2 separate regions of the Homo sapiens genome follow, and region 1 is linked to region 2. A link is a loop called in an ENCODE intact Hi-C map of the cell type or tissue named here. Cell type or tissue: A673. All regions are shown on one strand. Links, peaks and the distances in the headings refer to the core of each region. The heading gives the core; the rest is flanking DNA. Region 1 overlaps ZBTB7C (zinc finger and BTB domain containing 7C). Region 2 overlaps ZBTB7C (zinc finger and BTB domain containing 7C).

Region 1 (11,484 bases), core at 2,374-10,373, 50 kb after region 2:
CGACTCCCAAATGCCCAACCCCCAAGGTGCCCTGCGCACTTCTGTTGTGCTTTCCTGGCATACCAGCACCGCCCCCCACACCCCCAGACCTCCATCCCACTCTGTCTCTTCAGCATGCTCCTGGGCGGGTATTTCAGGAGTATATTTCTGTCTCTTCAGCATGCTCCTTGGCAGGTATTTCAGGTCCCCCAGTGTCCCAACAAGGCCTTGGCTCCGACCTCTGGGAGGCTGGAGAGGGTCCCAGCCCCAGTCTGGCTGATCCTGCCTGAGGTGCAGTGTCTGGCCCCAGCCCTGCTGCCCAGTTCCTGGATCCATTTTGCACTCTGGCAAACCAAGTGCAAGGCCCAGCTCTGCTGCCATCTGGCTGTGGGAACTTGGGCAAATCATTTCCCATCTCTGAACCTCAATTACATGATCTATAAAAATGTTAAAATGGGTTTATGGGATCTCTTGGTCCTATCTGGCTCTCATACTCTATGATGCCCATGGAAATAACCATTTATCTAGTAATACAGGTGAGATATTTCACATACAACGATTTTCTAGACAACTGAACAACTGAACATTGCCCCACTAAGCAACAAAATGTGTTTGATTTTTAAACCTACTGCATAAAGTATTCTTTTAATGTTTACATGCTTCTCTTCCTCACCATGTTGGCCAGGCTGGTCTCAAACTCCTGACCTCAAGTGATCGGCAAATGACACAAACCCTAAAATGTGTGTACTTTCTGCCCCAGCTTCACCCCACAAAGCACTTGAAGGGCTGAGATGCTGAACATGACTGAACCTTGTCTTGCTGACCCTCTGCCACCAGCACAAGGCTCTTTGCCATGCTGAGCATTTGTCTCTGTCTCTCTGCTTTTCTTCTTCTATCCACCCCTTCCTCATAGTCAGTCTCCCATGAGTCATGCCCTGGTTGAGAACACCTGCCTCAAGCCGCTTCCTGTACCTCTAATGCAGAACATGGGTTCCCCCAAGGCTGGGCAACCCAGGGTTCTGAGTGAGGGTGGGGGCAGGGGTGTTCTTGGAAATAAGGTGCCAGGCTTTAGCCATTTTTGCTAACCAGAGGCCCTTTTACCTGACTTTGCCATCTGTGTCTGTGTTCTGGATAGGAGAGGTTGCTTGCAGGCTGGTCTCTGGGTAAGCAGAGTGTCACTGGGCGCTGCTTCCTTCTGTCTCAATGGCTGGTTTCCCCAGAGCGGGGCTAACAGACCATCAGAGGAGCTGACCAACCACGGAGGCCAGATGAGAAAGTGAAATCAGATTTAGAATTTCACTCCAACTCTACATCCCTAGCATCATCACCCTTTTCTTTTTCCTTTTTTTTTTTAGATGGAGTCTTGCTCTGTTGCCAGGCTGGAGTGCACTGGTGGGATCTTGGGTCACTGCAACCTCTGCCTCCCGGGTTTAAGTGATTCTCCTGCCTCAGCCTTCTGAGTAGCTGGGATTACAGGCACGCGCCACCACACCTGGCTAATTTTTGTATTTTTAGTAGAGATGGGTTTTCACCATGTTGGTCAGGCTGGTCTCGAGCTCCTGACCTCATGATCCACAAGCCTCAGCCTCCCAAAGTGCTGGGATTACAGGCATGAGCCACCACGCTGGGCCAGCATCACCCTTTTCTATAGAGTGATTCCCAGTTTTTGTTTGTTTTTTTTTTTTTTTTTTTTTTTTGAGACGGAGTCTCGCTCTGTTACCCAGGCTCACGGCAACTTCCTCCTCCTGGATTCAAGCCATTCTCCTGCCACGGCCTCCCAAGTAGCTGGGACTACAGGCACGCACCACCATGCCCTCAAGCTCCTGACCTCAAGTGATCGGCCTCCCAAAGTGCTGGGATTATAGGCGTGAGCCACCACTCCCAGCCGTGATCCCCAAATTTCAATATGCTCTTGCCTGTTGCTTTTTCCCATAAAAGATACCATAATTCCTCAGTTGAGGCTTTCTTTTCCCTGCTTCCCCTAGGAAGCCCTCCAGAGGCAGGAGGTTAGAGGCAGGCTTCCTCAGACGCAGAACTGACTGGCAGAGCAACACGTGTGCACCCACTCCCTCCTCTCCCCGTCAAGCAGCATGAATCCTCACCCTGCTGCCTCTGCCTTGGGCCCCTGGGCACACCAGCTTCCACCAAGGCTTCACATGCTATGGGGTGGGCAGCCTCTTCCCTTACCTGACCCAGCCAACCTCTGCTTTCTCACCAACCCTACCAAGATTCCACTGGAACATCTGAACTCCCTGCTCAGGGATGGAACCAGCAAAGAGCCTGGAGGTTGTGGTCACAAAAGAGAATTGGAGTTTTCCAGCAGGGAGGTAGGCCATTCTGAGAGATGTTAATACCTATGAAAAGGCCAGGCTCCAGCCACATGGAAGGGAGGTTCTGGGGATGAAACACCGAAGTCACCTTGAGACCAGGGTGGGAAATGGTTTGCAAGACACTGAGGTCAACATGCAAAAAGGCAGGAATCAGGGCTGAGGAGGCCTGGAAGGCAGGTACAGAGGTTTCTGTGAGCCCACAGCCCTGTTGGCCTGCCCCAGGGAGCAGCATGGTAGCAATGACATGAGCCAAGACTGTAAAATAGCATGAGCCTTGCAAAATAATAACTACCAAGAGCCAGGCATTTTCCAAGGCTAACTCACTGCAGTCATCACAACAACCCTGCCCTTGAGTTGGCACCTACTTCCACTTTGCCACCTGCAGGGTGGAGGGGTGGGGATGTTACACACTGTTAGGAGTTGATGCCGTCATAGGAGCCAGAGCAGAAGGCAAGTTCAGATTTAGAATTCAACCCCAGCTTTATACATCCCTGATGTCATCCTAGGTCCGAGTCTAGCTCCCAATTTTACAGATGAGTAAACTGAGGCTTACAATGGGTAAGCAGCCAAGGTCACACAGTTTATAAAGGCAGAGCCTGGATACAAATCCTCACCTACCTCATTCCAAAGTGAACCCTCTTCACTGCCACACTTCCCTGCAGTCCACAGTTCCCCACTAGGGCAAGGACCATGACTGCCTGACTGTTTTGTTCCAGAGGATCCTGCTATCTCACAAATAAAAATGTTGCTCCAGGCCAGGAGTGGTGGCTCATGCCTGTAATCCCAGCACTTTGGGAGGCCAAGGTGGGAGGGTCACTTGAGGTCAGGACTTCGAGACCAGCCTGACCAACATGGTGAAACCTTGTCTCTACTAAAAATACAAAAATTAGCTAGGCGTGGTGGCACATGCCTATAATCCCCGCTACTCGGGAGGCTGAGGCAGGAGAATAGCTTCAACCTGGGAGGCAGAGGTTGCAGTGAGCTGAGATCGTGCCACTGCACTCCAGCCTGGGTGACAAGGCTAGACTTTGTATCAAAAACAAACAAACAAAAAACACAGCTCCTGATCTGCCATAGAGGCTAAGAGTGCCAGTGAGGTCATTCCCCTGGGGAGGGCCGGTTTCCAAGAGTTCCTGAGTGGACATGCATCACCTGGCTGTGCCTGCTGCCCCTCTGCTCTCACACACACACATGCATCTGGCCAAGGGAAAAAGCCCTGAGGGACAGATGGGAGGCATGGAAGCTGGGGGAGGGGCAAGGAGGTGGCAGAAGAGCACAGTAGGGGCCACAGGGTCAAGGGGGCTTTAATGCAGCCCTAGGCATGGTGCTGGCTGGCTGGTGGCTGGCAGGACCTATTAGCAGCTTGCTCAGTGGCTCCTTCAAATTGAAAGGTCACAGCATCCTGGCCATACCCATCAGGGGAGGGAGGACTAAAGGAGGAAAACATTTTTCCCCTCAGTATATTTTCCAATATGAAATGGGCATGGATGAAAGAAATGTCAGAGAAGAGCAATGATAAATTTTCTCTTTACATCAAGAAGACCAAGTTCAAGTCTGCATCTTTTTTTGATTAGTTTCTTGCATATTGCCTAATGCCCACCTAGCACCACCAGATGCAAACTATAGAGGCTGCATATGTGTTTTAGGGAGTCCCTATAATATGTTCTGTCCTGTTGAGATGACACATTGACAAATGAATAAAGCAGATCCCTACATAAGGGGGCGTGTGGTCTTGTGAGAGGAGGCTGGGCACACAGCTCCAAAGGCAGAGACCCTGAGTCACCCAATCTTGGAGTGATGCTGAAATGAATGATGTCCATGCTAAACGCTGGAGGAGGAAAGTTTAAAGTAGAATCAAGCTTTTCCAGAGGTGGTAGATCCTCCAGCCCTACCACCACTCAGACTAGTTGGCCAGCCACACGCAGGGGAATGAGCTAAAGTCTGGTCCATTAGGGCCCAAGATGGCAAAGGGCCTAGAAATTCCACATTTAACAGAGGCCATGCAGTGGGGGTACACAGTACTGGCATCCTGGAGGGCAGTTTTAAAGGGAGGGGGAGAGAGACTGCAAAACTCAGCCCAGGATGGGGACTACATTTTCTTCATTTTGTGGCCCCTGCACCTAGCACAGTGCCTGGCCTGTAATGGGAATGCCACCTGCCCTTCATAAACAGGGCTATGTCCCACAGCATTGACAGTCTGCTGCACTGCACGGCACTACACTGAAATGAGTGCGTTTCCTCAGTGCATGTGCTGAGTCCCACTCTAACTAGACTGGGACTCTTAAAAACTGTTTTCTTTGTTTATTGTTTTGAGTGGAATATTAGCTTTCTATTACTGCTGTAACAAATGGCCACACCCTTAGTGGTTTACACAACATGAATTCATTATCTTACAGTTCTGGAGGTTGAAGTCTGACAAGGGTCTCACTGGGCTAAAATCAAGGTGTCAGCTTAGCTGTATTCCTTCCTGGAGGCTCTAGGGAGGAACATCTCCTTGCCTTTTCAAGCCTCCAGGGGCTGCCTGCATTCCTTGGCTGGTGCACCTTCCTCCATCGTCAAAGCTAGAAGCATAGCATCTCTCTGAAGGTTCTTCCGTAGTTACGTCTCCCTCTCTGACCACGGCCAGGCAAGGTTCCTGCTTTTAAGGGCTTATGCGACTAGATTGAGCACATCTGGATAAACCAGGATAATTTCCCCATCTCAGTATCTATAACCTTAATCCCATCTGCAAAGCCCCTGTGTCACATAAGGCAACATACTCACAGGTTCTGGGGATTTGAGTGTGGACATTTTGGAGAGGCCATTTCCTGCCAACCACAAATAACAAATACATTCACATTGTTCAAAACCCAAATGGCATAAAAGGCTATAGATTGAAAAGGTGCCCTTCCACCCCTGTCGCCCACCACCCAGTTCCCCTCCCTGTTAACATTTCCTTGTGTTTCTATCCCAAGAGGTTTTATGCCTAAAGCAATAGCAGTATGTATAATTTTTACACCCATGGTACAGTACCATAATACTGTTCTGCAACTTGTTTTTATCATAACACCCTTGAGATTGTCCTGGATCCGTATATAAAAGCATCCTTGTTCTCTTTAATGGCTGCATACCCTTCCAGTCTGTGGATGCACTATAGTTGATTAATCTAGTCTCCTGCTGATGGACTCTTAAGTTGTTTATAATCTTTTGGTCTTACATACAACACTGCAGTGAACAATCTCGTATGTATACCATTTCCTGTATGTGCCTGGATGTCTGTAGAATAAATTCATATAAGTGGAACTCATGGGCCAAAGGACATCTGCATTAAAATTCCCCAGCTACTGCTGAATGGCCCTTCACAGAGCTGAACTAATGTACACACACACTCCCCACCCCAAGCCATGTGTGAGTGCGAGATGGAAGCCCTTTTTGACAGAGAAGCCACGGCTCACACCTCTTCTTTACCCCTCCCTGCTGCCCCCGTGTTTATTCCAGGGATGAACCCAGGAAGCCCTTGAGGATTGCTGCCACTCAAAATCCCCTGGACTCTTGTTGGTGACGGGGCAGGAGTGGAGAGGAGGACAAAGCCGGCAGCCAGCAAAGGAGGGCCCAAGTTCAAAGGTGTTAAAAGACCCGTGGCTTTGGGTGTCTCAACCAGCAAACTTCTCCTCCCTCACGGACTTTCTACAGGCTTGCAAGCCAACTGGTTTCCCCAGTGGGGAAAGTATACCACCACTGTCTAAAAGGAGGGCCTCTCGCCATGGATGTGCTACAAGAGGAGATAACAAATGCATTTGGGTTTCCAATGGCCCAGCTGCACCGTGTTAAGAAAAACGCCGTTTTCCTGCTCTTAATCCATTCCTGGTGGAGATGTTGCTTCAACTTGAAGGAGCCTTTTATGTGCTGAAGTCAACTGCAATCTAAAAGATAAGTTAAATCACTTATTCAGGAAGACAGGAAGCCTTTGACAGCAGTGACTGATTAAGATTTCACAGCAGCCAGAGCCAGGCCTACGGAACCCAAAGAGTGCTCGTTCCCTCACCAACCAGCACTGTTGGCCCCTCCTTGGCAGCAAGCCAAGCTCAGAATCCTACCCTCGGGGAGATTTCCCTCTGACAGAGCATGGAGGGGGCTGGAGCAGACAGAGGGGAGTGCTAAGTCCCAGCAGGTGAACCTGAGAGCCCTGATGACAGGAACTAGAGATACCCCACCCTCTGCCCAGCCCCCTTCCTCACCTCCATTTAGCCTTGGCCTGGTCTCCCATGGTCAGCTCAAGGGTCCCCTCTTCCAGGAAGCCTTCCCTGACCCTACAGGCCAGGACTCGCAGGTGCCTTTACACAACATGTTCCTAGAGCACTTGTACTTTACCCCATCCTCGCACCTTTGACTCTGAAGACTTGCCTGTCACCTGGCATGGCAGCCACTTGACTGTGAGCACTCTGGGGGCAGCACATGGTACCATGCTGGATGCCCACTAAGCTCTTGGCACGTGTTTGGAAGGCAGAGGAACCTGAGCTCAGGGAACAGAGTGACTACCTGCCTTGCCAGTGTCACCTGCCAGCTTATCCAAGTGCTCACAGCCCTGCTGGCTGCTAACCACTGGGCCAGGCCCTGGGGGCATCCGCAGTATTCCAACAGGGCTTCTTGTCCTAAAATGCCACCCAGGCCCCAAAGGCCCACTGTTAGAATCCACTCTTTTAGCAAAGCATCACCTCCAGAAAGTTCCCATCCCCAAGAGGAGGCACAGTCTCACCCTGTGGTCCTCTTCATCTGCTTGGCCAGCCAGGGATGGGGCTCAGGGGAAGGATTAATCTAGGGCCCAGGATGCTGACCAGGGTGAGCAGGCTGGAGGAGGCACTGGGGTGGGCAGTCCATGGGCAGCCTGGGGGCACTGGGTCCAGAAGATGAAAGTATGCCTCAAGGGCATCAAGGTAAGATCCCAACTTTACACATGAACAAAACCCTCAGAAGAGCAGAACTGGGCTAAGTTCAGGACAGAAGAGATGTGCAAGCAGGTGAGCAAATGATGTCAAGGTTGGAGGTGAGCTGAAAGGCGCAGGGGGTAGCTCTGTGGAAAGCACAGTGTTCACTGTGTTGGGAGGGCTGGGACCCAAGTTACTCCACCCCTAGTCCCCCACTTCTGCACCAGTGGTAGCCCTGGGCAGGCCATCAACCTTAGATATCTGAATATGAGAATCATCATCTGCCCTGCCTGCCTTGCACAACTACTGCTCTACATTAAATCAGAAAGGAGATGAGAAAATTCTCTAGAAGCCTAAAAGCAATATAGAAATAGAAACTGTTGTAACAATCATCATTTGCTTTTTCAGAGTGTCTTGCAGCCTGTATAGGGCTTTCCTATCCAGTAACCTCCTAACCCTCAAAACAACTCTGGGAGATAGGTATGGATATGTATACTCAATTTACAGATGTGAAAACTGAGGAACAGATAGTTCCAGCCCAGAATCACACCAATAACAAGGGGCTGAGGTGACAGCTATGTCCAGGTCTTCTGCTGCAAATAGAGTATTCTATTTACCACACCAAGATGTACCCTCCATTGTCTAAAATCACAAGCTCTGGCTGTACAGAAAACCCTCCTTATTCTTCAGTCTTTCTATGGATTTGTTGATTCCTCCTCCTTCTTCAATCCATCCGTGGATTTGCTGATTGACAAATGAGCTTCCCTGGTCTCCTTGTCATGGCACTGTTTGGGGGAGTTTGTGGTCAGAGTTTTTATCTGAGGACAAGAAACCAGGCTGCAGCCTGGGCTCAGCCTCTTATCCATTGTGGGGCTAAGGAAGAGTCCCTGTCCCCCAGTATTCTCCAATCCCATCTGATGTTAAAACCTCTTAATGACCCTGATCTAAGCATTTCCAGAAAAAGGTTCTCAGGGCCTTTCTGGGGGTGGCGGGGGCAATCCTTTGTGACAGCATGAAAAGCCGGATGGGGCTGGCCTGGTTGCAATGGCACACGCTAGGTTCCAGGCACTCCACACGTTTCTCATGATAACCTCGTGGTTGATACTCACACAGATGAGGAGCTGAAAGGCTGCAGGAGCTGCCCACCATCCTCACACAGCGTGGAAGTGGTAGCACCAAGACTGAGGCCCAGGAGGGGGGTCCAAAGGGCCATCCTGCATTTTCCATTGCAGCAGGGTGGGAAGGAGAGGGAGATAGAGACTTTACCTCTACTCTAAATCACCTCCTTAGGTTGCCATATTTTCCTTACTTCAATGAATTATGTGGAACAAAATACACTCAATTGGTAGCAGAAATCGGCCTCCAGTTTCTCAGATCCTCATTCAACGAAAGCATCCTTTGCAGGTGCCACTGCTTGGGAATACACCTGTAATTCACATCTGCACACAAAACTCCATCTTTCTTTGAGGCCTGAACAAACAGGTTTTTGTCGTTTTGTGGTTTTTGTTTGTTTGTTTGTTTAAGAGATGGGGTCTCACTATGTTGCCCAGGCTGGCCTCAAACTCCTGGGCTCAAGGGACCCTACTGCCTCAGCCTCCAGAGTAGCTGGGATGACAGGTGCACACCACTGTGTCCAGCTTTACAAATAGGTTTCTTAGGCTGACCTTATCAATCTCAACATCAACACAATTAAGGAATTTGCTCACAATAGTCTCCTGTTGGAGTCTTTACGTGCACGAACATCGTTCTCACAGACCATCCAATATGGACAAACTTGACTTGGAAACAGGAAAATAGGGAGGTAATTAATCACCTGGTAAAAGGACACACCCCAGATGTACTTTTCACATCACCATCCCCAAATATGCCTTAAGGGGCATCAAGGTAACATCCCAGCTTTATACCACATGAATAGAGCTTCTCTATTCATGTGGTTTTCAGAACATATCCATCTACTAGACTCAGGAACTTGACTTGAGAGACATGGATATTTCTTGCTTCCTGGCAGCAAATCCAACAGCAATTCCAGTCCCTGCAGCCAGTTAGGCAGGGAGGAAAGGGCTGGTGTGTCAGGGCTGGTCCAAGCACACTGGTATACTTGAGTCAACATCTGCAGCAGAGGAAGGGAGACAGAGGGGACTGAATAAACGGAGCTGTGCCATTGGGAGTCCACCAAGCACGCCAATGCCCTCCTACGCCCCTCAGCTCCAGGCCTCCTGGCCTCACACCACCCTAGAACATTCTTGTTGCCCAAACCTCAGAGGAGGGCTTTCCCTGAACCAACTCTGACTTCCTGCTTCCTCTCTGACCCTACATGGTGGTACTCCACCTCTGCCAGACATCCCTTCCCTGCTCTGCCTGCAGCTTCATCAAAGCCTACTGGGCCCTGGAGAAGAGAGCCATGCCAATCCCCCCTGCAGTGAGCTAGCACAGTGCATTCAGGTTAGTTACTTTCCTTCTTGGGCATCTCTGGTTTATAACATGAGCCTCTTGGAGAGGGCGGTATTTTGAACAAAAGGAAATAATCTTTCATTGTGAAATTTCAAGGACTGTGGGGGAAGAAATCCAGTGAGGCTGGAGGGCAGTAATGGGGGAACAGAGAGATCTCTGAGATACAACAATGTCACACGGACCAGCCATGAGCTACTACTGGAAATCTGTTTTTCAAAATTTAAAAGAGTCAATTTCCAGATGTCTGCTTAGCGGAGCCAAACTGCTGTTGATTTGTTCCCAGTTCGCCACGGAATAAAGTCTGAACTCCTCACCCGAGCACTCCAGACCTTCCACGTTCTGGCTCCCATAAAGCCTGCTCTCCTTCCTGCCCCTCCTAGGAACCCCACTTAGCCATTCGCTTCCGCACTATCCTGCAGACCTGCTCGGGGCTTCCCAGCCTGCACACTAGCCCAGGCCTGAGCATGCTCCTTTACCAGCACCACTGCACTGCACAACTCCAGTGGGTGCCGTGCTCATGCCAGGCTGTGTGTGTGCAGTGCACAGCATGGCAATCCATGTGCTGCCTCATCCATAGCCTCCACTTCAGGAAGTCTCCCGTGCACCCCTGCAACCTTCCTCTTCTCAATTTCTTTGTTGCCTAGAACCTGCAGCTCACTTCAGGCACTGGACACTCCCTGCTTCACATTCTCTTGATCTGAGTGGGTGGGGGTAGGTCCCCAATCAGAGCACAAATGCCCTGAGGGCAGTGACTGAGTCCTAAGACCTCACACCCCAGGTGAGCGGGCTGAGAAGTTCACGTTGGCTTTCTACTGTGAACTTTTCCTGGGCCAGCATCCACAGCAGCAACAGGCAACTTGCTAGAAATGCACATTCTGGGGCCCCACCCCAGAAGTCTTGAATCAGATGCTCTGGTGGTGGGGCCCAGCACCTGTTTTGGCAAGCCCACCAGGCAACTCCGATGCGCATGAGGCTTGAGACCCACTGAGTTATAGGATCCTCAACATCCTTTCTGGGTTTATTCAACAGGGTTTTCCAGCTAGGGAAGGGGCAGGCATCATCTTGTCGGACTGTTACAGAGACCCCATCCCCAGGTATTTCTCAGGCATCTCCAAGTGAACTCGCTCAGAAAGCCTCCATGCAGCCTGAAGTGCTATCATGCCAAGGTTGCCAGCCAACAGCGCAGAGCAGCCAGGATGCTTCAGCGCTCCTCCAAAGGGCTCTCCTGTTCAACAAGCCTTCCCTGGGCCCTGCTAGCTGGGTGGTTACATTATTCAGCAACCAAGTAGAGTTTAACAGTGTCCCTGTCTCCCAACCAAGCAATTCACCCCAACTGTGCTACGGGCTTTTCCAACACAAAGCAGGGCAGTGTTCAGGAACTTGGCAACAGGAAGGCCCTCCTCCAGGTCCCCACACCTTTTCACAGTCTGCCCAGGCTAAAGCCCCTGGCATCCCATCTCCTAGGGCAGAAGTGAGTAAGGAAGGGAGGTCAGACCAGATATAAAGAGCCAGATCCCAGCGCCACTCTGGACTTACAGAATCAGAATTGCTAGGAGTACCTGGGGATCCAGATGTTGATCAAGTCTCCCTGCCATTCTTATCGGACAATTCAAGAAATGATCAATGGGCCGACGTGCATTATCTAACAGATGAGGGAACTGAGGCCCAAAGCAGTGAGTGACTGGCATTCCCTGACCATCCCAGGCCACAGAGCATTCTCTCCACCCTCTCAGCCCCCACAGCACCCACCACCTGGGTCCCCCTCACAGTTCCTAACACACATAATCCTACACTAAACTTCTAAACACTGCCCTATGTGG
Region 2 (11,484 bases), core at 2,272-10,271:
CACATTTCAGAACTGAGGCTCCAGATATCTCTAACACCATTCCGTGGGGCTTGCACAGATGATGTTTCTAGCTTACTCAGCATGATTTTGTGGAGGTGGAGGTAGCAGTCCCTGGTGGCCTCTTCGTGGGGTGCTCCTTCCAGAATGTTTCCTCTGCGTCATGTGAGGAAGGCGGGATCCAGTGGCGTTGGGCGCTAGAAGCCTCTCCCTTCCCCGGCAGACCCAGAACGCCTGGCCTTCTAGGACCCAAGCCCAAGAGGACTCAGGCTAAGATTGTTTTTAGCTGAGGAAGTCAGGCACAATTGACCCACCCGCTGCCACACACAAGCAACTCTTGGTGGTCAAATTCAATTCAACAAAACTTTACAAAGCTCATTTTACTGGCCTGGCTCACTTTGGGGCTGAAATGGTTTCAGAGGCCTAGAGCAGCCTGGAATTCACAAGGAGCTGAAACTCTAGGTGGCAGGCCTGAGCCAACGCAGCTGAAAGAGCCCCTCACTGTCCGCATTGGCTTCTCCTCCTCCCTCAGCCCAGCAGCAGCAGGAGGGGGGCAGTCGCAGGCGAGTGGGGAAGAGATAGGGGTCAGGTGGGGGACCCATCCCAAAGACACAAAGACATATCTTCCAAGTATCTGAACAATCCTAGGACGGAGTTTTGCATTGGCCCAATTAGAGACTGGCTAGGATCCCGGGCTCGGTCATCTCCATAGCATAAATCCCTCCCTTCCACTGGTACCTCACAGTCAGTGTCCAACAGGGGAGCTACCTCCAAGCCAGAGAGTTCCCTCCTGGGGCTGCACCTCCCCCTGAAGATGGCCCGTGGCCTGGGCCTCACCAACCACCTGCCATGCCCATGCGCCTTGGTCTCAGCACCTGCCCAACCTCTCACCACCCCCCACCACCTGCTCAGGCCCCCTGGATGGCTGCCAGGCAGGCCTGGGCTGCTCCCCATGCAGGATGGGGAGGGGGCATCCCATGGAACCCTGTGCCAGGCAGGGTGGCAGCCTCCTCCTCTAGGCTCCCTTTCTGTGCCCTCAGAAATCTGCTCTCAGAAAGGGCTCCTCACTCGGGAGCCTCTAGTGGTCCCCGCTAACCCTCACCACCAAGCCTAAGGCTGAGTCCTAGCATTTCAAGAGGCTCTTCTCTCCTCATCTCCTTTTTTATTTTCCTTTAAGATGTCTCCTTTTGTTTTCCTCTCCCATCTCTATTTGTCTTTTCTGAAGTCTTGGAAACTAATTACATTATTTTTAAAAATTAGGTAATACAGGCACACGATGGAGCATCCCAAAAACCTTCAAGGCCACATAGTGAAAAGAAGCTCCTCTCCCACAGCACGTTCCCGAGTCTCGGGTGCTCTCCCAATGCCGTGTCCTATGACACACATGTCCTATGAGTCTGTCTAGAGCAGGGGTCCCCAGTCCCCGGGGCCACAGTCTGGTAGTGGCGGGTGGCCTGTTAGGTACCAGGCCACACAGCAGGAGGTGAGCGGCGGGTGGAGCCAGCATTACTGCCTGAGTTCCACCTCCTTTCAGATCAGCAGAGCCATGAGAGTCTCACAGGAGCGCGAACTCTATTGTGAACCATGCATGTGAGCAGATGGCTTGAGTCCAGGAGTTCAAGACCAGCGTGGGCAACATGGCCAAACCCCGTCTCTACTAAAAGCACAAAAATTAGCCGGGTATGGTGACACACACCTGTAGTCCCAGCTGAGAATCTAACTAATGCCTGTTGATCTGAGGTGGAACAGTTTCCCCCACCCCACCCCGTCTGTGGAAAATTTGTCTTCCACGAAACCAGTCCCTGGTGCCAAAAAGGTTAGGGGCTGCTGGTCTAGAGACACGCAGCACATATGCCCGCATGTTCTAGAGTGCTCTCTCTCCTACACAAAGAGTGGCTTACTACCCAAGATGCCCTGGACCTTGGATTTATTTTTTATTTTACATTGTTGTTTAATTACAAAATATTTCAAAAGTATTGACATATGGTGACTTACATAACAAACATCCTTTAACCCCACCCAGCATCGTCATATCTTAGTAGTATGCTGTGTTTGCCTTTGGATTTTGTTTGTATAGACTCTTATAGACACGGTAGAAGTCCCTGAGGGCCCGTTTCTGGTCCCACTCCCCACTGCCCTTCCCTGGAGAGAGGCTCTGTCATGCATCGGCTGTTCATTGCCTCTGACTTTTCTACTTGTCCCTCTCTCTCCCCCATTCTACTTCCACCCAAAGGGAAGCAGTGCTGGGTGGGATGTGCTGCCATGTTCGTCTGGAACATGGCAGCAATCACAGCCATTTCCCTGTTACCCTAACAAATTAGGTGCTATTAGAGCAGGGCTTGGCAGCGCTGCAGTGCCGGGCAACTGCAGAACGTCTTAAACCTCACAGACTCCCAAATGGCATTGTCCCCTTCAGTCAGAAGTGCCATACATCACGGTTAAAAATCAATGCCTGCTAATGTCCCTGCAGGAAGGCAGAAACATGAACTTCATGAAGTCTCCTTCTGTTTACACGCTCATTAAGAGGATAAAATGTTACTTGGGTTGGGTCAGGCTTTTTGCTGCCTCTGAGGTGGTCCTGTATGAAAATGTGTGCCTTCATTTGGGTATGGCCTGTGTCACACATTATATGCCTATGGTAGTTATGAAATGCAAACTCCACCTCTTGTCTGTGCAGTCACTGAGTGTCCTAATATCAAAGTAAAACTGTGAGTTGAGGCCGGGCGCAGTGGCTCACGCCTGTAATCCCAGCATTTTGGGAGGCTGAGGCAGGTGGATCACAAGGTCAGGAGTTTGAGACCAGCCTGGCCAGCATGGTGAAACCCCATCGCTACTAAAAATACAAAAAATTAGCCAGACATGGTGACACATGCTTGTAGTCCCAGCTACTCGGAAGGCTGCGGCAGGAGAATTACTTGAACCCTGCAAGTGGAGGTTGCAGTGAGCCAAGATCGAGCCACTGCACTCTAGCCTGGGCAATGGAGCGAGACTCTGTCTCAAAAAAAAAAAAAAAAAAGTGTGAGTTGATGGCTGCCTTACTTGTCCTCCTGGGGACAGACCTGCCCCCTGTCCTTCCCTTTGAGGGCACAGGCCTTTTCTGATCAGGGAAGATGACAGTGGGCACTCATGGAGTGGGCTGGGCTCTGGAGGCCATCTAGTGCTATACCTGGCTGTTTAAGGCTGCCCCATCTTGACGCCCACCTCCACATAGGGACACATCCAGCCATGCTTCTTGGCACTCTACCCAGCTGCTCTGTCCCCACAGTTTCCCCTCCCTGTTGATGGCCCAGACCAATGCCACATCCTTACCACTCATGCACTTTGGTGATAGTCCCAGCCCCACATTCAACATTTCCAACCAAGGCAACTGAGACAGGAGCCCAGGGGCCAGTGGCTCAGGGTGCCCAGCAGGCTGACCCACCGGAGCCCTCTGGGGTATAGTCTCCCTCAGCAGGGTAGGCCAGTGTCTGGCCCTGCTCTGGCCCCTTTCTCTGCTTGTAACCTAGTTCGCAGTCTCCTCTGGGCTCTGCAGATCCATCCTGGAGCACTTGGGTTCTCATCAGAAGCTATCTATGGAATGAAGAACAGCAGAGCACAGCAGTGATCCAGGGCATGTGTGCATCACATCTTTCTTTGTCACCTGTCCAGGGAGTTCAGAATTAGGCAGTGGTCAGCTGCACAGAAGCCTTCCAGGCCCTCCTACGTAGCCTCACCATATTCTCCTCTAAGGCACAGACACAAGCGCCCAGTCCTGTCCTACCTCAAAGAGGCACCCACAGAGGTCCCAACCCTGATGGGGTGGAAGCTAGGGGCCCAGGGCAGCATCAGGAGCAGAAAATAGTGAAATGGGAGGGCATCACTTGGTAACAGGAATCAGAGGGAGAGGCCTGGAGGAGAGGGAAAGGTACTCTTGGGTCTGGGAGCTATGACTCTTTCCACACATTTAATGCTCAACACTCATGCAGGGAAAAAAACTTATCCCCATAATTACTGGGCAAGAGGGCCATGCTGTCCTCACACCCATGACATCCTTGCAGCTCCCTCTCCTGCCTCCAGAACCATCATGACATTCTGTGGATTCTTCATACTTTAGAAGGCATCTGTTTCTCCATTTGATCACAACATCCACCGAAGGGAGAACAGAAAAGGTATATTCTTAGCCTCTTCTTGCATAAACATGAGGAAAATGAGGGGAAGTAACAAAGGAAGTGAAGAGAGAAACTGAACTTTGCAGTTGGATCTTCTCATAACTCAACCTGGTTCTTGCCCCCACCTCACCTGGGCCAAGGCATGGGAGACACAGGGAGTCGTGGATGGGAGATGAGAGTGGCAAAGGATGCAGACTGGACAAAAACCAGTTCCCAGAGGCCAGTCCAGCTGTGGGTGAGTAGGAAACAGCCAGGGGAAAGGGAGGATGAAGAGGCTGAAGGAGGATGGGAATATGCCAGGCAGAGCGCAGCATGTGCAAAGGCCCTGTGGGGAGAGAGAGTTCACGGAAGTGAAGTGAAAATGGCTCATGAGTAGATGTGACATCTATTTTCCTGCAAGTTAATATCATCTGACATTGGATACAATTTTTTATGCCACATTTATCCCCAAAATGGATTTGTGGTTGCTTATGAAAAACAGATAGTATAAGCTAAGGGAATCCTCAAAGACCACTTACAGGGCAAAAGCAGAGCTCCCCAAATGACAAATGGCATAGGAATCCCCTGGGGCCTTGTTAGTATGCACACTTTAGTTGGGAGGTCTGGGGTGAAGCCTAAGATTCTGCATTTCTGCTGTTACTGCATTGAGAACCACACTTCAAGTAGCAAAGCTTGTGGCAGGGCCCAGGAGCGGAGGTTCTAACTTCATTCTGTATCAGTGTCATGAAGATGCCTGAGCCCCACCCAGGTCCAACTGAATCAGACTCCCTCGGGGTGGGGTGCAAGCATCAGTATATTTTAAAAGCTCCTTAAGTGATCTGAAGGTGAAGCCAGAGGTAGGAACACTTGGCTAGGTTTTTCATGAGTTCCAGGGTATATCAATCATCTCCCCCAGGCAGATGAGTTGTGAATGTGGTCTCCCTTGTGAAACAGAGCTTTACTAGCAGGGAGTTTGTAGCCTCTGGAATAGGAAAACAGAAGTTTCTGTCCAAAGTGGAAACCATATGCTGGTGGAGCTGGGCATCCGATTCCACCCTCATTTTGCAGCTGAGGAAACAAGTCCTGAGTCCACACAGCTGGTGAAGTCCCTTGGCCCCAGCCAGGTCGTTTTTTTACTCTTGCTACAGATACCAAGCAGGGAGGCTCCCTAGAAGAGGAAGAGCTAGAGGGGCGGGGCCAGGAGGAGGTGCAAGTGACAAAAGACATGCAGACAGGAAATGAATGGCAAAAAAAATGCCGGGAAGAAAGGCAGAAGAGGACAGCCCCTGTTCCTTTCAAACCTCCACAAGTAGGCAGTGGCTGCCCTGCCCATAAACAGACATGCCTGGAACATGGCTGTGAGGCAGCAGACAGGCAGGGCTGGCCAGGAGCACAGCAAGGGGACAACGAGAAGGACACTGCCAGGGCAGAGTGCATCAGAAGCCCATAGGACGGCTTCGCTGCAAAGCAAAGGCCTTCCTGGGCTGAGAATGTACCTCCAAGAGGATGTGGGCAGGCACAGCTGGGCCTGGCTTTTAGGAGGTTTTCAGAAAGTAAAAGACACTGCCTATTTGACCATCCACTGAAAATGCCCTCTGAGGACTCAGTAAGGTTGAGTTACTAGTTGTGAGTGAGGAATGCCATTACTAGTCTGTTGTTGGGCACCCAGGCACCTGTGACAGATGAGAAGATGGGAGAGGGACAGATGTTCAGCCAGAAGAGAACTCAAAGGATAAGAAAGGTGGCCACAGGCACTCCAGAAGGGCTATTTGTTGTGCAGGGAAAAGGAGCCAGAGTAAAAAGGCATGGTCTGTAATCCCAGCGCTTTGGGAGGCTGAGGTGGGGGGATCACCTGAGGTCAGGAGTTCGAGACCAGCCTGGTCAACATGGCAAAACCCTGTCTCTACAAAAATACGAAAAATTAGCCGAGTGTGGTGGCACACGCCTATAATCCCAGCTTCTCAGCAGGCTGAAGCAGGAGAACTGCTTGAACCCAGGAGGCAGATGTTGCAGTGAGCCAAGATCGCACCACTACACTCCAGCCTGGGCGACAGAGTGAGACTCCATCTCAAAATAAATAGCAAGCCATGGTAAGTACCTCAGCAGGGGGCTGAGGGAGGAGTGGGGGAGTGGGTATGGACTGTGGCTCCATCTCACAAAGAACCTCCCAGCCGAGTTATGTGAGAGTGGCATTGTCACTAGCCAACATAGTGAGCCTACGGGCACTGGGAATATTTAAGCGAGGCTAGTGGCTGTCTGTCATGGACACTACCGAAAATGACTGATGAGATGCACAGCTGGATGAGAGGCATTGGGGGTTCTCTGCAGATATCAGATTGTGTTGACTTTTCTTGGTGAGTCTCTACTTTTAATTGCAAGGTCTTTGCTGTCTTGAAGGAACTGGGGATGAAGCAGCAAGCAGAGGTTCTCACCATAGCTCCCCAGGGCAAGGAAGGCCACAGCCCAGCCTGGAGACCAGCCAGCAGGCAGGGTCAGCTAGAGCAGCGCTCTGATGGACAGACCTCAGGGACATAAAGGCGAGAGTCTTCAGGAAGCATCTGGAAACCAGCTCCTTTCCCACCTAGAAGATGGGTAACAACTGCCACTCCCCGGCTTTTAGGAAAGCCCACACCCAGCCCCACGATGTCTGCAAATTCTCAGGGGGGTGTATTTCTCATTACCTCTGGCTTCTGCAGAATTCTCCTTCCCTTCTCCAGGAGTTGACGCTGGCTTTTAACTCTGTCCTATAATCCCCTGTGCAGAAGCCCCAGTCCCTTCTCCTAGGTTCCTCCCCATTCCCCAGAAAGGGACACACAGGCCAGTGAGGAGAGTGGACGCCCCTGGAGTCTGGCTTCAGGAGAGGATAGGGCTGTCAGATACTTTAAACTGAAGAGCTGACGGCTCCTGCTCCTTGACTTCCCTTGGCCATTTCCACTAACTCAATCCCAGCCTTCAAGCGAGTCCACCTTCTCTCCCTTTTTACTGCAATTCCTGCACAGATTTACACAGAAGAGCTCTCTCTATATATAATTTTTTTTCTCTTTCTACTCATGCCCACAAGGCCTCATTTCTCACCCAAATGACCTATCAAGGTAGTTCTTAAATGAAAGCAGTTCCTCCCCTCAGAGAACACTAACACCAGCAGGCAAAATAATTTTTCTCATTGCACAGCATGTTCAATAGAGAGCTAGCTAAGTCAGGCCGGATCGACGTCCACGCTCTATGTGGTGCACCAGCACAGATTGGCTGGAGTTAGATATTTGAGTCTGAACCTGAACTTCTCATGTGGTTCTCACAACATCCCTCCACAAAGGCCTTTCCCCCAAAAACCATAGTCCATAGTTGACTCCAGTCTTGCTGGCAGCTAAGCAAGTCCTGGGAAAACCAGGAGCTGGCAGGTGTCTGGAAACCATTTCTTTGCAGTTCTGTGCTGCTGCATCCTCTGGCTTGAAGTCATCAGGAACCAGCCCCACTTTGCAACCCCAGGGCCCACAATCCAAATGCAGTCTCTGGTTTTTGAAGCTTTTAGTCCCATTAGCGTTCACAGTGCTAGGAATGATGCAAGACAGGGGAGGATGGAAGCGGCATTGGACCAGCAGTTCCAGCAGGCCAGGCTGCCAAAGCTTCTGTCTCCCCTCCCTCGCTTCCCTATTACTGGGAGTGCTTAATGTGCACCCATGCAAGAAGACCAATTTGCACCTTCTGTGGAGGACACAGCTTGGAATTTCTTGACTTCTGTGCACCTCAATAGCCAATGACTTCACTGTTTCTGTCTTGCTCCTTGACTTGATCTCTCATGAGAGTGGAGGAGCCAGAAGAAGGTAAGCCAGTCATAACAGTCAAAGGTTCCCAAAACAAAAGGCGAAGAGCCAAAGCAGGCAGTGATCCCTGAGAATCACCAAGGCTCCCCAACCTCCCTCTGATGAGACTCAGGGGCTCCTTTTTATCTCCAGAATCTATCTATAAGACAGGGTCAGTGGGAAGTAGGCCAAATGCTATATGGTGTGACAGCAAGGGCCTAGGACTTTCTCTGCCTCCCCAGATGCCTCCCAACTTGTGAGCAGGTTCCTGACACTACAAGTTCATTCCTTTAGCATAAGGTGTTAACACTATCAAATACAAACTACTCCACAAAAGATGAGGCTTTGAGTTTATCATGGCCATAAGAATAGAGATGGGGTGGAAGACATCCGAGAAAAGCTTAGAAGAAGGTTGGAGCCTGGGGTGGCTGGGTGGAGGGGAGCAATAGGCTGGGCAGAGGCCAGGTAGGCCAAGGATAAGCTCCACAACTCAGATGGCACTTGGTCCAAGCAGTGATGGGGCCTTGACTCCAGGCTTAGCCCCACTTCCACTTTGCTCTGTGAACTTAGGTTAACTCACCCCTCTGGGTCTCCATATCCCTTTTTCAAGGTGAAACCAAAAATAAACTTATCTCACTTCTTGCAAAGTCAAGGATAGTTTTACCAGTTCCCTTGTTAGGGAAATGGTTCTGTGATAAGAGTAGCAAGGCTTTACTCTGTGCCAGGTGCTGTTCTAAGCCCTTAACAAGCGCTAACTCATGTAATCTTCCAAAGATTCCAGAGGTGGGAGCTACGACCACCCCCATCTTGCAGATGAAGACCTTGCAGCGACCAGCCCAGGGTCCCCTGGCAAGTGGGTGACAAAGCCAGGAATGAACCCAGGGGGTCTGGGCCAGAGCCCACACCTTAACCATCATACTCCATGGCCTCTCTATGTGCAGGGGCCCCACACACAGAGCATAAGCCCAGCTGCCTGCTTCTAATGTTCTGATCCAGTTTATGAGGGGTACCTTGCACCTGGTGTACCCCCAATCACAAAACAGGGATAGCCTCAAGTGCTTTTTCCAGTTGTATTACTTTACTGAGACCAGAGTAACCATCTAAATCCACTTCAAGACTGCCCCTAGGAAGGCGTTCCTCACACCAATGTGGGGGACACACCTGTTGTTAAAAAAAGATAGCCTTGGCCAGGCGTGGTGGCTCATGCCTGTAATCCTAGCACTTTGGGAGGCCGAGGTGGGGGATCACCTGTGGTCAGGAGTTCGAGACCAGCCTGGCCAACATGGCAAAACCCTGTCTCTACTAAAAATACAAAAATTAGCCAGGCATGGTGGCAGGTGCCTGTAATCCCAGCTACTCAGGAGGCTGAGGCAGGAGAATCGCTTGAACCCGGGCAGCGGAGGTTGCAGTGAGCCAAGACCGCACCACTGCACTCCAGCCTGGGCAACACAGTGAGACTCCGTCTCAGAAAAAAGTACAAAACTTAGCTTGCCATGGTGGCGCACACCTGTAATCCCAGCTGCTCAGGAAGCTGAGGAAGGAGAATCGCTTGAACTTGGGAGGTGGAGGTTGCAGTGAGCCGAGATCACACCACTGCACTCCATCCTGCACAATGGGAGCCAGGCTCTACCTCAAAAAAAAAAAAAAAAAAAAAAGATAGCCTTGTTAGATTTGATTTCTGACACCTTGACTTCATTTTAATTCTGTTTGAGACAAGCCTGGTTTTCCTACTAGTGCTGAACAGGCCTGACTCTGCAGGGAGGGCTGAGGTGCCTCGAGCCTTTGTTACCTTTAATTAGCTGTGCTCTCATTGATTGATTGATTTTCTTCCTGAATTGCAAGAGAGGACAGCGCCCCTGCTCCCCAGGTGCGCGGGGCCTGCCACTGGAATTATAACGAGCATTAAGTAGGTCCAGCACGCCATTCCAGGCCTGCGAGACCTCCACTGTTCCCTGTCAAACCTCAAATTGATTCTGAAATTGCTTTGAGGACATAAAGTGGGGAACAATTTGAAATCCGTGTAATTATCTGCGTGGCTGTTGCTGGGTGACCCAGCCATCCATACCTGAGACCTTCTGAAGAGGCCAGAGCTACGGTTCCAAAACAAAAGGTTAAATAGTGAGTAGGAATCTGTGATTTACGTGGGACTGTCAGGTCCCCAGGATGGTTCTGCTCAGGGACCTGGAGTTGGGCTTTGCTGCGGGCAAGCTAAAGTTCTATCCTGGGAAATACTGCCCAGACCGTAGCTTTATGAACAAACTATGCATAATCACTGAATATCTGCTGAGCATCTACCAAGTGCCCAGCACCGCGTGAGACACGTCAGACATACTAGGAGGTGATACCCCTCCTGGGTGCTATAGAATCCAAGTGGAGAGAATAGTAACATGGGAAGATGTTAGGTAATAATGCATTATTACCTGTAAGACATGATGTGCTAATGCCCAAGTAAGTGGAAATACTCCAAGCTGACAGTTAGGGAGAGTGGATGAACATCAGACCTGTGGCTAAATACTTCACCCTCCATCATGTGTGCTTAGACCTCCTAAGGATTTGGTATGGACAGAGAAACTGAGGCTCAGGGAGCTCAAGTCACTTGCCCAGAGGCTCAGGGAGCTCAGGTCACTTGCCTACTCCCCTCAGCCCCAAGGGTGGCATGTCCACTGGTGGCCAGCCCACAGGAAACATGAAGGAAGCCAAGGATGATGCTATGTAGCCCGAGCTCACTGAAGTTTTTGCAAGAGAAATGCTCAGAAACATCCTGAAAAGAAAAAATACAAACAAACAGAGCCTGAGCTCAAGGTGTCACCATGATTGCAACCGCCAAGGTTTTCACACCTGCAAATGTCTGTGAACAAACATTAGTTCCAAACAGAAATTCAAACCTGAGCACACTCCCTATGCAGGCAACATCTCAAAATCACATTTTAGCAAGAAATTTGACAGTCAGCACCCTCTGCTATGTAGACACCTCCTTTAATGGGCTGAGGGTGGGTGATCTCTCCTCAGCCTGCTCTGGGTAAGATTTCCTCGTGACTCCCACTGTGATCATTAACACCCATGGTCCAGGCTCAGCCACAGTTAGGGAGAGTTTGCAGAACACCAGCTACTTCCTGGAAGAAGGGACCCAATTCTGTTTTGCTACCTTTTGTGTGTGTCTGTGGTAAATATACACAACATCAAATTTACCACTTTAAACATATGTAAGTGTACAGTTTAGTGACATTAAGTACATTCTCAGTGTTGTGCAACCATATCACCGCTAGTCTCCAAAACTTTTTGTATTTCCAGTTAGCACAGTGAGAAATATTAGATGCTCAATAAATATTTGTTGAATTAATGAACAGTCCAGTATTCAGGTACCTGGAATTTACTAGGCTCTGACTTCCATATAGAATTCCATATAGCTGTCAATCATCTGTCCAATATGCTTATCTTCTTATCACAACACAAATCTCTGTCCTCTCCTCTTCTCCTACAAGTGAATATGTAGCTGAGCTCAGGAACTGTCCCCAGGTATGGGGTCAGAGCCCAGCTATCCCTCCCTAGAACGATGCCTA

The links. A loop is a pair of places that touch in the nucleus more often than their neighbours do. Peaks named below come from ENCODE experiments on the same cell type or tissue, not always from the same donor. Only the 100,000 strongest peaks of a DNase experiment are listed, where the experiment ranks them.
Region 1: it touches region 2 in a loop (5-fold over the local background); 2 of 110 quality-filtered maps call a loop at or near these places.

The regions. Positions count from the first base shown.
Region 1 is chr18:48,345,473-48,356,956 of GRCh38, forward strand. All of the region lies in intron 1 of ZBTB7C (zinc finger and BTB domain containing 7C), which reads right to left. LOC124904352 (a long non-coding RNA gene) reads left to right here. Exons shown (of 3, transcript XR_007066457.1): 3 at 5,787-9,982. Among named protein-coding and RNA genes, the nearest start is that of ZBTB7C, 58 kb to the right of the region's middle. In A673, for the core only: no CTCF peak of the experiment used is centred there; a DNase peak (open chromatin) is centred at 6,239; H3K27ac peaks cover 1,431 bases.
Region 2 is chr18:48,295,285-48,306,768 of GRCh38, forward strand. The region is part of intron 2 of ZBTB7C (zinc finger and BTB domain containing 7C); the gene reads right to left. Among named protein-coding and RNA genes, the nearest start is that of ZBTB7C-AS2, 49 kb to the left of the region's middle. RefSeq lists an enhancer at 608-1,389. In A673, for the core only: no CTCF peak of the experiment used is centred there; no DNase peak of the experiment used is centred there.